Regions from separate parts of the Homo sapiens genome. Here regions 2 and 3 are each linked to region 1. A link is a loop called in an ENCODE intact Hi-C map of the cell type or tissue named here. Cell type or tissue: endothelial cell of umbilical vein. All regions are shown on one strand. Links, peaks and the distances in the headings refer to the core of each region. The heading gives the core; the rest is flanking DNA.

Region 1 (5,308 bases), core at 1,538-4,037:
GGGGCTACAGGTGCCCACCACCATGCCCGGCTACTTTTTGTATTTTTAGTAGATATGGGGTTTCACCATGTTGGTCAGGCTGGTCTTGAACTCCTGACCTCAGGTGATCCACCCGCCTCAGCCTCCCAAAATTGCTGGGATTACAGGCGTGAGCCACCGCACCCGGCCAAGAGAGATCACTTTAGTGAGAGAACGGAGGGTGGACGCCAGGAAAACAAGCAGAAATGGAAACCACACCGGCCAGCTCCTGGCGGGTGGAGGTGCTGGGTGGGAGCAGTTTCCTTCCTGGCTTCTTTCTCCGGCGCTCACTGCAGCAGCTTCAAGGGTGAGAGTTGGAGGCCACAGAGCCGGGGCCCATCCGGCTGTATGTGTGCGGGTGGGGGTCGGGGGACAAAGGCTGACGCCCCATGCTCACCAGTCCACCCCTCGCCAAGCTTCCCCGGCTGCCCAGCACTTCCTTCTTCCTTTCCCTCACCTGCCAGACTCCTATCTCTGAGGCAGTTCTGATCTCTTTGATCATGTTCACCTGCCTCAATTTCATGCACATGAGGGAAATTTTTCTGACTCCTTGTAGGCCTGAAACCCCTTTTTTAATTCTACTTTTTTTTTTTTTTTTTTTGATGGAGTCTTGCTCTGTCATCCAGGCTGGAGTGCAGTGGCACGATCTTGGCTCACTGCAACCTCCACCTCCCAGGTTCAAGCAATTCTCCTGCCTCAGCCTCCCAAGTAGCTGGGATTACAGGAATGCACCACCGAACCCGGCGAATTTTGTATTTTTAGCAGAGACGGGTTTTTGCCATGTTGGTCAGGCTGGTCTTGAACTCCTGACCTCAGGTGATCCACCCGCCTCGGCCTCCCAAAGTGCTGGGATTACAGGCATGAGCCACCGCGTGCGGCCTATTTCTACTTTTTAGAGACTGGGTCTCGCTTTGTCGCCCAGGCTAGAGTGCAGTGACGTGATCTTTGCTTACTGCAGCCTCAAACTCCTGGGCTCAAGGGATCCTCCCACCTCAACCTCCTGAGTAGCTGGGACTACAGATGCATACCACCACCCCCAGCTAATTTTTTAATTTTTCGTAGAGACAGGGTTTCTTAATAATAATGATATGACAATATTGATTCGTTAATTGTAATAAATGTACTACAGTAATGTGATATGTTAATAACAAGGAAATGGGTTCAGGATACATGGGGGACTCTTGGTATTCGCTTCTCAGTTTTTCTGTACATCTTTTTTTTTTCTTTCTTTCTCTTTTGAGGCAAAGTTTCACTCTTGTCCCCCAGGCTGGATTGCAATGACACAGTCTCCACTGACTGCAACCTCCACCTCCTGGATTTATGCGATTCTCCTGCCTCAGCCTCCCAAGTAGCTGGGATTACAGGTGTGTGCCACCACATCTGGCTACTTTTTGTATTTTTAGTAAAGACGGGGTTTCACCATGTTCGCCAGGCTGGTTTCAAACTCCTGACCTCCAGTGATCCACCCACCTCAGGCTCCCAAAGTGCTGAGATTACAGGCAGGAGCCACTCGCTCGGCCTAGTTTTTCTGTACATCTAAAATCATTCTAAAAAATAACGTTCATTAAAGCACAAAAAATGGGTGGCCGGTCGCGGCGACTCACGTCTGTAATCCCAGCACTTTGGGAGGCGGAGGTGGGTGGATCACGAGGTCAGAAGTTCGAGACCAACTTGGCCAACATGGTGAAATCCCATCTCTACTGAAAATACAAAAAATTAGCCGGGCTTGGTGGCGCATGCCTGCAATCCCAGCTGCTCGGGAGGCTGAGGTGGAAGGATTGCTTGAGCCCAGGAGGTCGAGGCTGCAGTGAGCTGTGATTATGCTACTGCCTCCCAGCCTCAGTGACAGAATAAGACCCTGTCTCAAAAAGCAAAAACAAAAAACAAAAAAACACCCCCCAAAAACCCATGAAAGATCAAAAAGCAACTGGAGAGAGGGAATAATAGCTAGCGGCTCAAAGTGTACCTTCTGTGAGGGTGGGAGTGGAGATGCTTCCCCCACCGCCCCAGCAGCAGGGTTATCTTCAGACAGCAGGACGTGCAAATGGGTGCAGACAGATCTCTTTGTGGGCCCAGGCAGGAAGCTGAGGGTTCGCATCTGATGGTATCAATTTTTCCTCTGAGACAGGAGAGGTGGGCTACGTGCAATGAAACTGCGGGTTGTACATGATGAAGACCTGAAGGTCCTCCAAGAGAAGTGCAGGAAGAACCTGACCAGCGCAAAAGAGCAGCTTCCTCTCCCAGCACAGATGACAAGACATAAAACTTCAGCTTTTGCAGGGGCAGCCCCAGGTGGACAGCACCAAGCAGCAGGGCCTTAGCCCAACAAGAGGCCTGAACTGAGCGCTTCATGGGGTTCAACTTTTTTCTTTTTTTTTTGAGACGATGGAGTCTTGCTCTGTCGCCCAGGCTGGAGTGCAGTGACGTGATCTGGGCTCACTGCAACCTCCACCTCCCAGGTTCAAGCGATTCTCCTGGCTCAGCCTCCCAAGTGGCTGGGATTACAGGCGCCCGCCACCACGCCCGGCTAATTTTTGTATTTTGGTAGCGACGGGATTTCGCCATGTTGGCCAGGCTGGTCTCGAACTCCTGACCTCAAGAGATCCGCCCGCCCAGGCCTCCCAAAGTGCTGGGATTACAGGTGTGAGCCACCGCGCCCGGCCTGGAGTTCCACTTTCTGACCAGAAGAGGGCGCCGGGGTTCCACTTTTGTTCTTCACGCCCCACGTTTCTCTTTCCAAAGTTGCTAAGGTTTGGAGTCTAGGAATAAAAAGTTCCCTTCTGAGTCCGCCACAATGATGGCGGGAGGCGGTGGGAGGGTGGGCGATGGTTTTGTTCCTTTGCTCGTTCACCCCGGTGGGGAGCCGGGGAGCCAGGGAGCAGAGTGTGGGAACTGGGTGGAGATGTCTGCGGAACGGTCACCCGGACACGGGAACACGGCTCTGAACGTCGGGAGAGAAGCTGCAGCTGAAAGGAGACATTTGACCTTTAAGGGATTGTCGGAAGAAGAGGAGCCGATCAAAAGGGACAGAAAAGGAGTGAGTGGGGAGAGATGCCAAAGAGAGGAGCCCAGTTCCCGCCGGGCACGCGGTTCAGCCTGTAGTCCCGGCGCTTTGCCAAGCGAGGCGGGCGGAGTTCGAGACCTGCCTGGCCCACAAAATGAGACCCACCCCACCCCCATCTCTACAAAAATAAAATACAAAAATAAATTAGCCCGGCGTGGTGACGGGCGCCTGCAGTCCCAGCTGCTCGGGGGAGGCTGAGGCAGGAGAACGGCGTGAACCCGGGAGGCGGCGCTTGCAGTGAGCCGAGATCGCGCCGCTGCACTCCAGCCTGGAGACCGAGCGAGACTCCGCCTCAAAAAAAAAAAATTAAATAAATAAAGTAATTGAGAACGGAAGCTTTGCAGTCAGGGGAAACTTACTGAGACTCAGTTTTCTCATCTGAAAACGGGGCGACGGATAACAAGGACCGTGAAGAATCCCCCAACGCGGGCGCCCCAGCTCAGAGCCCGACCCTGGGAGGCTGGAGCCGAGGGAAGCGCCAGGAGCGGGGTCCGCAGCCTCGGCCCCTCCCGCGACCCCCACTTGCGGCGGGATTCAGGCGGCGGCGACCCCCGAGTCCCTCCCCTGGGGCGCCTCCCGACGCGTCCCGGCCCCGGTCTTAGCTCATAAATCTCCTTCACACAGAGGCCCATAAATCAGGGGCGGTGGAGGGACCCCCCAGCTCCCCGCCCCCGCCCCACTCCTGGAGAGGCGGGGGGGGGGCGCAGGAAGCCCCTGGGATGGGGACCGCGGCTTGTTAATTACAGGTCGCGGGGCCTGATTTATGGGGGGGGCGGGCCGCATGCTGCGCGGGGGCTGGGCATGTCTGGGGGAGCCCGGACGGGTTCCAGGAGGCCTGAGGGGCTCCCAAGTTCTCAGGGCCTTGTTGAAATGACAGTCTGGAGCGTGATCAACCGTAACATGTTCCTATGTAAATAAAATATAAACGTAATAATACGCATGGCTAAGGCAATGGAGAGACTGTGTGCCCAGCTGTGCTAAACGCTGTATCAACTCTCCAAATAGTTACTGAATGCCTATTGGGTGCCAGGAATCTTGTGTGTATATATATTCTCTCCCGAACCTCCCCAGGCAGCTCTGAAAGTTAGTCCTTACGGTTCCCATTTTGCAGATGGAGAAATGAAAAGAGAAGTGATCGACTTGCCCAAGTTCCCTTGATTAATAAGTAGTGGGTTCAGGAATCATACACCTCGTCTCTGTCCTCCAAGCTTAACCTGCTTGGACTAGGTTATCCTACCACCTGCTTCGCTGTCTTCCTGCTCCACCCATGAGCTGTGTGACGTTGAGCAAGCGTCTTAGCCTCTCTGAGCCTCAGTTCTCCTCACTGATAAAAGAGCATTCTGCCCTATCTACCTCACAAGGAGTTAGGAGGATCCAATTTAAAGGGAGTTTATGAAAGTGCTTTAAAAATTCTCTCTAAAGTTCTATATGAGGCTGGGTGAGGTGGCTCACGCCTGTAGTCCCAGCACTTTGGGAGGCTGAGGCAGGCAGATCACTTGAGGTCAGGAGTTTGAGACCAGCCTGGGCAACATGGTGAAAACCCATCTCTACCAAAAATACAAAAATTAGCTGGGCATGGTGGCATACGCCTGTAGTCCCAGCTACTTGGGAGGCTGAGGCAGGAGAATCGCTTGAACCGGGGAGGTGGAGGTTGCAGTGACCGAGATCACGCCATTACAATCCAGCCTGGGGGAAAAAAAATTCTGTATGAAAGAGTATTAGGCCGGGCGCAGTGGCTCATGCCTATAATCCCAGCACTTTGGGAGGCCGAGGTGGGAGGATCACGAGGTCAGGAGTTCGAGACCAGCTTGACCAACATGGTGAAACCCTGTCCCTCCTAAAAATACAAAAATGAGCCAGGTGTGGTAGCGTATGACTGTAATCCCAGTTACTCAGGAAGCTGAGGCAGGAGAATCACTTGAACCCGGGAGGCGGAGGTTGCAGTGAACCGGGATCTCGACACTGCACTCCAGCCTGGGCCACAGAGCAAGACGCCGACTCAAAAAAAAAAAAAAAAAAAAAAGAAAGAGTATTAGTTTAAGGTGACTTTAGGTACTGTAATGGATAAATCCCCAAATCTCAGTGGCTTAAACATGAAGATTTATTTCCTGCTCATGGAATCATTCATGTGGTGTCTCTGGTCAGGTGGTATTCCTGGGCAGCAATCCCCCAGCCATGATTGAGGGCCCCAGACTTCTTCCTCTTGTACCTCTGCCGTCTTCAGCT
Region 2 (2,500 bases), core at 1-2,500, 380 kb after region 1:
CTTAACCCAGTCTATCATTGTTGGACTCGATCCACTTATTACCTACATATGGCTTGCTAGCAGTGCTAGTATATTTTGCACAGCAGTAATCAATGAAATGAGCAGGTGAGGCTGGACCTGGGGCAACAAAGCGTTTTTAAAAGTTTTTGTTTTGTTTTGTTTGAGACGGAGTCTTGCTCTCTGGCCCAGGCTGGAGTGCAGTGGTGCGACCTCGGCTCACTGCAACCTCCGCCTCCAGGGCTCAAGCGATTCTCCTGTCTCAGCCTACCGAATACCTGGGACTACAGGCGCAGCCCGGCTAATTTTTGTGTTTTTAGTAGAGACGAGGTTTCAGCATGTTGGCCAGGATGGTCTCGAACTCCTGACCTCAGGTGATGCACCCGCCTCAGCCTCCCAAAGTGCTGGGATTACAGGTGTGAGCCACCCCACCTATCCGACTTTTCCCCTTTCTCGTTCCTCTGCTTTGTATGTTTTTTGAGAGGAGCACCGCGAAGCCCTGACCCCTCCTCCCGGCGCCCCGCCGCGGCCACCTGTCTCCGCTCCGCCCCGCCCGCTCACAGGTCTCCGCGCAGCCTCGCTCACCTGTGTCCGCCTCCGCCCCCTCCCCCGACCGCTCACCTGTGCCCGCCCCGCCCCCACCCTGCCCGCTCACCAGTTTCCACCCCGCCCCCTCCCCGCCCACCGGTGTCCGCCCCGCCCACCGGTGCCCGCCCCGCCCACCGGTGTCCGCCCCGCCCACCGGTGTCCGCCCCGCCCACCTGTCTTCGCCCCGCCCCCTGTCTCCGCCCCGCCCCCCTGTCTCCGCCCCGCCCCGCCTGCTCACTTGTGTCCGCCCCCGCCCCGCCAGCCCACCTGTCCCCGCCCCGCCCGCTCACCTGTGTGCGCACTGCACCCCGTGGCTGCCTGCCGGGCAGGGCAGCTCGCAGCGCGCTCCGCGGAAGCCGGGCGGGCAGGTGCACTCGCCGGAGGCGGCGCTGCAGCGGCCCCGCACACACTCGCACTGCTGCTGGCATTCGGGACCCCACCAGCCCGGCCGGCAGGCGCAGCGGCCGGAGTCCTGCTCGCACGGGGAGCCGTGGCAGTTGCAGCGGAAGCTGCAGCGGCGCCCCCACCAGCCCGGCTTGCACACGCAGGCGCCCGTGGCCTGCTCGCAGCGCGCCGCCGCGGTGTTGCACTGGCACGGGCGGCGGCACGTGGACGACCACCAGCCGGGTTCGCAGTGGCACACGCCGGTCGCGGGGTCGCAGCGCCCGTGGGGGCCGCAGGCGCACGGGAACTCGCAGCGGGCTCCCCAGCGGTCGGCCTGGCACTGGCACGCGCCCGTGGCTGGCTCGCACTGGCCGTGCGGGTGGCAGGGGCAGCTCTCACGGCAGTCGGGGCCCCAGTACTGGCCCGGGCAGCCTGCGGGGGTGGGGACGGGAGGGGTCAGCGGGCTCAGGGCCGCGCGCAGACCCTTACCCTGCGTCCCCTTCCTCAAGGAAAAGGGGCGCTGGGCCCATCCTCCAAGAGCCGGGGACAGACCCTCAGAACATCCGGCAGCCTGTCCTGGGCAACACTCACTTCCTGCTCCGCTCTGACCTACAGAAAACCCTTAGCCATTAGTGGGAGGCTCAGCCTGCCACTTCACATTCCAGAACACACTCAGAGATCCTGAGTGGGCAGGGGACTTGCCCAGAGCGTGGCACCGAGGTTGGTGGGCCTTCCTCCATGCCTGCTCCTCCCTGCCGAGATGGATCTCTGCTGGGCTGGAGGAGAGCTGGCTTTCTCCTGATCTCAGGCCTGGATACTGCCCGCCAGGGTGTCGGGAGAAGCCACCTTTCCCCTAGTGATTCCTTGATTCCTGATGCCCACCCTCTGGCTCTCCTGCTTCCCAACCCCTTTCCCTTCCCTCTCTTTCTGCCAGAGAGGGCAGAGAGCCCAGCCAGGGGCCCCCTTCCATCCACTGCCCATGTATAAGGTATATGTGGGAAAGGCAAGTAATACACTCATTTTACAATGAAGGGGAATCACAGGTTTTCTGAGAAGTGGAAGAGGAAGATGCTCAGGTGGGCAGTGCTTTGTGGATGTGGGTAAAAACCCGGTGACTCAGGTCATCTCCCGGGAGTGTGTGTCACTTCCTGTCTCTGGACCGCAATTCCTCAGTGAAGCTGGGGGGGATTCTGGCCCTGCTGTCCTGAGGCTGCATGGCTACCTGCCTCGCCTGCTCCCACACCACTGCCCCCGTACCCAGCTCTGCCCAGCAACTTCATCTGGCCCTTGAGACTCACGGGAGCTGCAGTGGGCCCCAAAGAATCCAGGCTTGCATCGACAGAGGCCCGGCTTCACACACACCTCGTCTTTCTGGCAGGCGTCCGGCCCCTCACAGATGGCTGAAAGACACCCCACCCAGGTTGGAAAGACGGGAGCAGGACCAGGGGACACCCCTGCCCTCTCACTGGCTCCAGGGGCCATGCCTCCTCAAGAGGTGCCCCTTCAGGCCTGGGGGTGCGTCACAGGAGAA
Region 3 (2,500 bases), core at 1-2,500, 140 kb before region 1:
CAAGATCTCGGCTCGCTGCAACTTCCACCTCCCAGGTTCAAGTGATTCTCCCGCCTCAGCCTCCTGAGTAGCTGGGATTACAGGCATGTGCCACCACGCCCGGCTAATTTTTGTATTTTTAGTAGAGACAGGGTTTCACCATGTTGGCCAGGCTAGTCTCAAACTCCTGACCTCAGGTAATCTGGCTGCCTCAGTCTCCCAGAGTGCTGGGATTCCAGGCGTGAGCCACCGCGCCCAGCCTGAGAGTAATAGATTTTCATCTGCGCAAAGCTTATCTGCTTTCCATCCTGGGTGGCTGAAGGAATAATAGTATGACACTTCATTTTCTAGGCCAACCTGACTAGGCCACAAGGTGTCCAGATACTTGTCCAAACATTAATCCGGACATATTTGTGAGGCATTTGGGATGAGGTTGATATGTGTATTGGTGGACTGAGTAAAAAGACTCCTCCCCAGTGTAGGTGGGCCTCATCCAATCCACTGAACACCTGAATTAACAAAAAGGCAGAATAAGAGGAAGCTCCTCTCGCCTGACTACCTGAGCGTGAGCTGGGATGTTGGCCTCCTCCAGCCTCCAGACTCGGACTGAAACACTGGCTCTTCCTGAGCCTCGAGTCCACTGGCTTATGAGCTGGAATTTACATCCCTGGCTCTCCTAGCTCTCAGGCCTTTGGACTTGGACTGGAACCAATATTGGCTGTCCTGGGTCTCCAGCTATTGACTGCAGAGATTAGGACCTCTAAGCCTCCATAATCACCTGAATCAATTCCTTCTAATACTTTTCTTCGTATGTAGATATAGATACAGATAACGCACACACCCTGTTGGTTTTGTTTCTCTAGAGAACACTGACTAACACAAAGACTCAACCTTGGGCTTCCCGTTGGCTGCATATTTGGGCGTGGAAGGCCCAGCGATAAGGCGGTGCCAGAAGCCAGATATCTGAATATCTACAACAATTGTCTGATTTGGTCCAGAAGTCCCCCCTGTTCCCAAGGCCCCAGCAGGAAGCCTGGTAGGGGAGGGGACCTGTTTGGCCAAATAAGCACAGCCAAGCCGCAGAAACCTCGGTCTTTTATTAATAGTGTTTTTAACCAAAACATCCCCAAGTACTCAGGAAGAGGCGTCAGCTCCCTCCAGGCACCCCGTGTAAACAGCAATCCCTGCAGAGTCCACTAGGTGGGGCCGGTGACCCAGCAGAAAGGGCAGAAACGCTCCCTGAGGAGGGAAGGCAGGTGCCGCGGATGGGACCTTTGCCCGGACGATCCCCAGGCTGGACAAGTGCTCCCTACTCCTGCCTTGCGTGGCTTCTAGTCGATGGTGTAAACATCAACCCTGGGGGCCACAAGCACTTTAGGGGGCAGTCACTCTAGCATCTCTGGATTTCAAGGTCCTCAAGCCAAGTGAGTCCCTCGTGAGCCACCAAGCAAGACGCACAGCCACCAAGTCAAGTTCTGCCCCGAAGCCCCGGAGCGCCAGGCGGGGGCATCTGTGCGTGACGCCCGTGATCTGTCTCCCGAGAGAAGGCACCTGCCAGCACCAAAGGAATCGGAAAATCGACGGACACGGAAACCAGTCATGGTGGTCACGCGACAAGGACAGGGCACAGGGACAGGGAGCAAAGAGGGAGGTGGCGCGGGGACAGGCAGCGGCAAAGACCCTGGCCCCACACCGGGATTCCGCAGCATCTTCCTGCAGCTGCTCACAGTGGGGTGAGAGCTGAGTCCCCCCGGGCGGGGCTCTGAGCCCTGCTGTGGTTTGAGAGCTGAAGGCAGAGATGGGAGCGAGAGTCTTCTCCTCCTTGCTCTCCCCTGGTTGGCCCCCGTTCAGGTCCCTGAACACCTGCTCTGCCTCCTTGGGTTACTATTTGTACCCTGAGCCCAATGCCTCCAGGAGAACCAGGGCAAAAACCCTGCCCCCGCAGGTCCGAGACGCTTGTCTCTAACCCGCCTCCCGTCTTAGGGCAGGTCAACAACACACTGACCAACCCCCTCGCCGGCCCCCTTGCCTCCCACCTGCCCCCCGCCAGCCCTTCCCACAGGTGCACGCCTGGACTGCCGCTAAACTCGGCCTCGGCCTCTGTTGCCATGGCAGCAATGTGGCTTCCCCCAAGTGGGAAGCCCGTTGCCAAGGCCCTTGTTGCCAAAGGCTATAACAGCCACCCCGGTGTGTGAAGAGGGGTGAGAGCTCTGTGGGGGGTGGAGGGTGGCCGGGGGGGCTGGAAGGAGCAGGGGGTTCTCAAGAATGGGAGGGTTCAGGCGGCCTCAGCTGGGGTGGGGGGGCACTAGCCCCTGGAGGAAGAAGAGGCAGCCCGTGGCATCTCAGCGACTGCTCCTCTGGGGACGTCAGAAGGCAGGACGGAGACCCCCTACAAAACACACCCGGACGAGCAGGACCAAGCAAGGATGGGGCACTCCCACCGCCTCCTGCAACACACACCCCCCACAGAGGACCGGCTTGGATTCTTCTCCCCCACCAGCTCCAGGCAAACAACCCCCAG

The links. A loop is a pair of places that touch in the nucleus more often than their neighbours do. Peaks named below come from ENCODE experiments on the same cell type or tissue, not always from the same donor. Only the 100,000 strongest peaks of a DNase experiment are listed, where the experiment ranks them.
Region 2: it touches region 1 in a loop (21-fold over the local background); 23 of 110 quality-filtered maps call a loop at or near these places.
Region 3: it touches region 1 in a loop (9-fold over the local background); 19 of 110 quality-filtered maps call a loop at or near these places.

The regions. Positions count from the first base shown.
Region 1 is chr17:1,256,576-1,261,883 of GRCh38, forward strand. No RefSeq gene overlaps it. Among named protein-coding and RNA genes, the nearest start is that of BHLHA9, 11 kb to the right of the region's middle. In endothelial cell of umbilical vein, for the core only: a CTCF peak has its summit at 2,712 (motif pointing right); a DNase peak (open chromatin) is centred at 2,806; H3K4me3 peaks cover 1,040 bases.
Region 2 is chr17:1,642,567-1,645,066 of GRCh38, forward strand. It overlaps SCARF1 (scavenger receptor class F member 1), which reads right to left. Exons shown (of 11, transcript NM_003693.4): 3 at 2,268-2,369; 4 at 876-1,401. Among named protein-coding and RNA genes, the nearest start is that of SCARF1, 1.9 kb to the right of the region's middle. In endothelial cell of umbilical vein, for the core only: a CTCF peak has its summit at 1,036; a DNase peak (open chromatin) is centred at 2,095; H3K4me3 peaks cover 1,696 bases; H3K27ac peaks cover 1,311 bases.
Region 3 is chr17:1,121,963-1,124,462 of GRCh38, forward strand. The region is part of intron 2 of ABR (ABR activator of RhoGEF and GTPase); the gene reads right to left. Among named protein-coding and RNA genes, the nearest start is that of ABR, 57 kb to the right of the region's middle. RefSeq lists enhancers at 995-1,537, 1,538-2,079. In endothelial cell of umbilical vein, for the core only: a CTCF peak has its summit at 1,159 (motif pointing right); a DNase peak (open chromatin) is centred at 1,149; H3K27ac peaks cover 932 bases.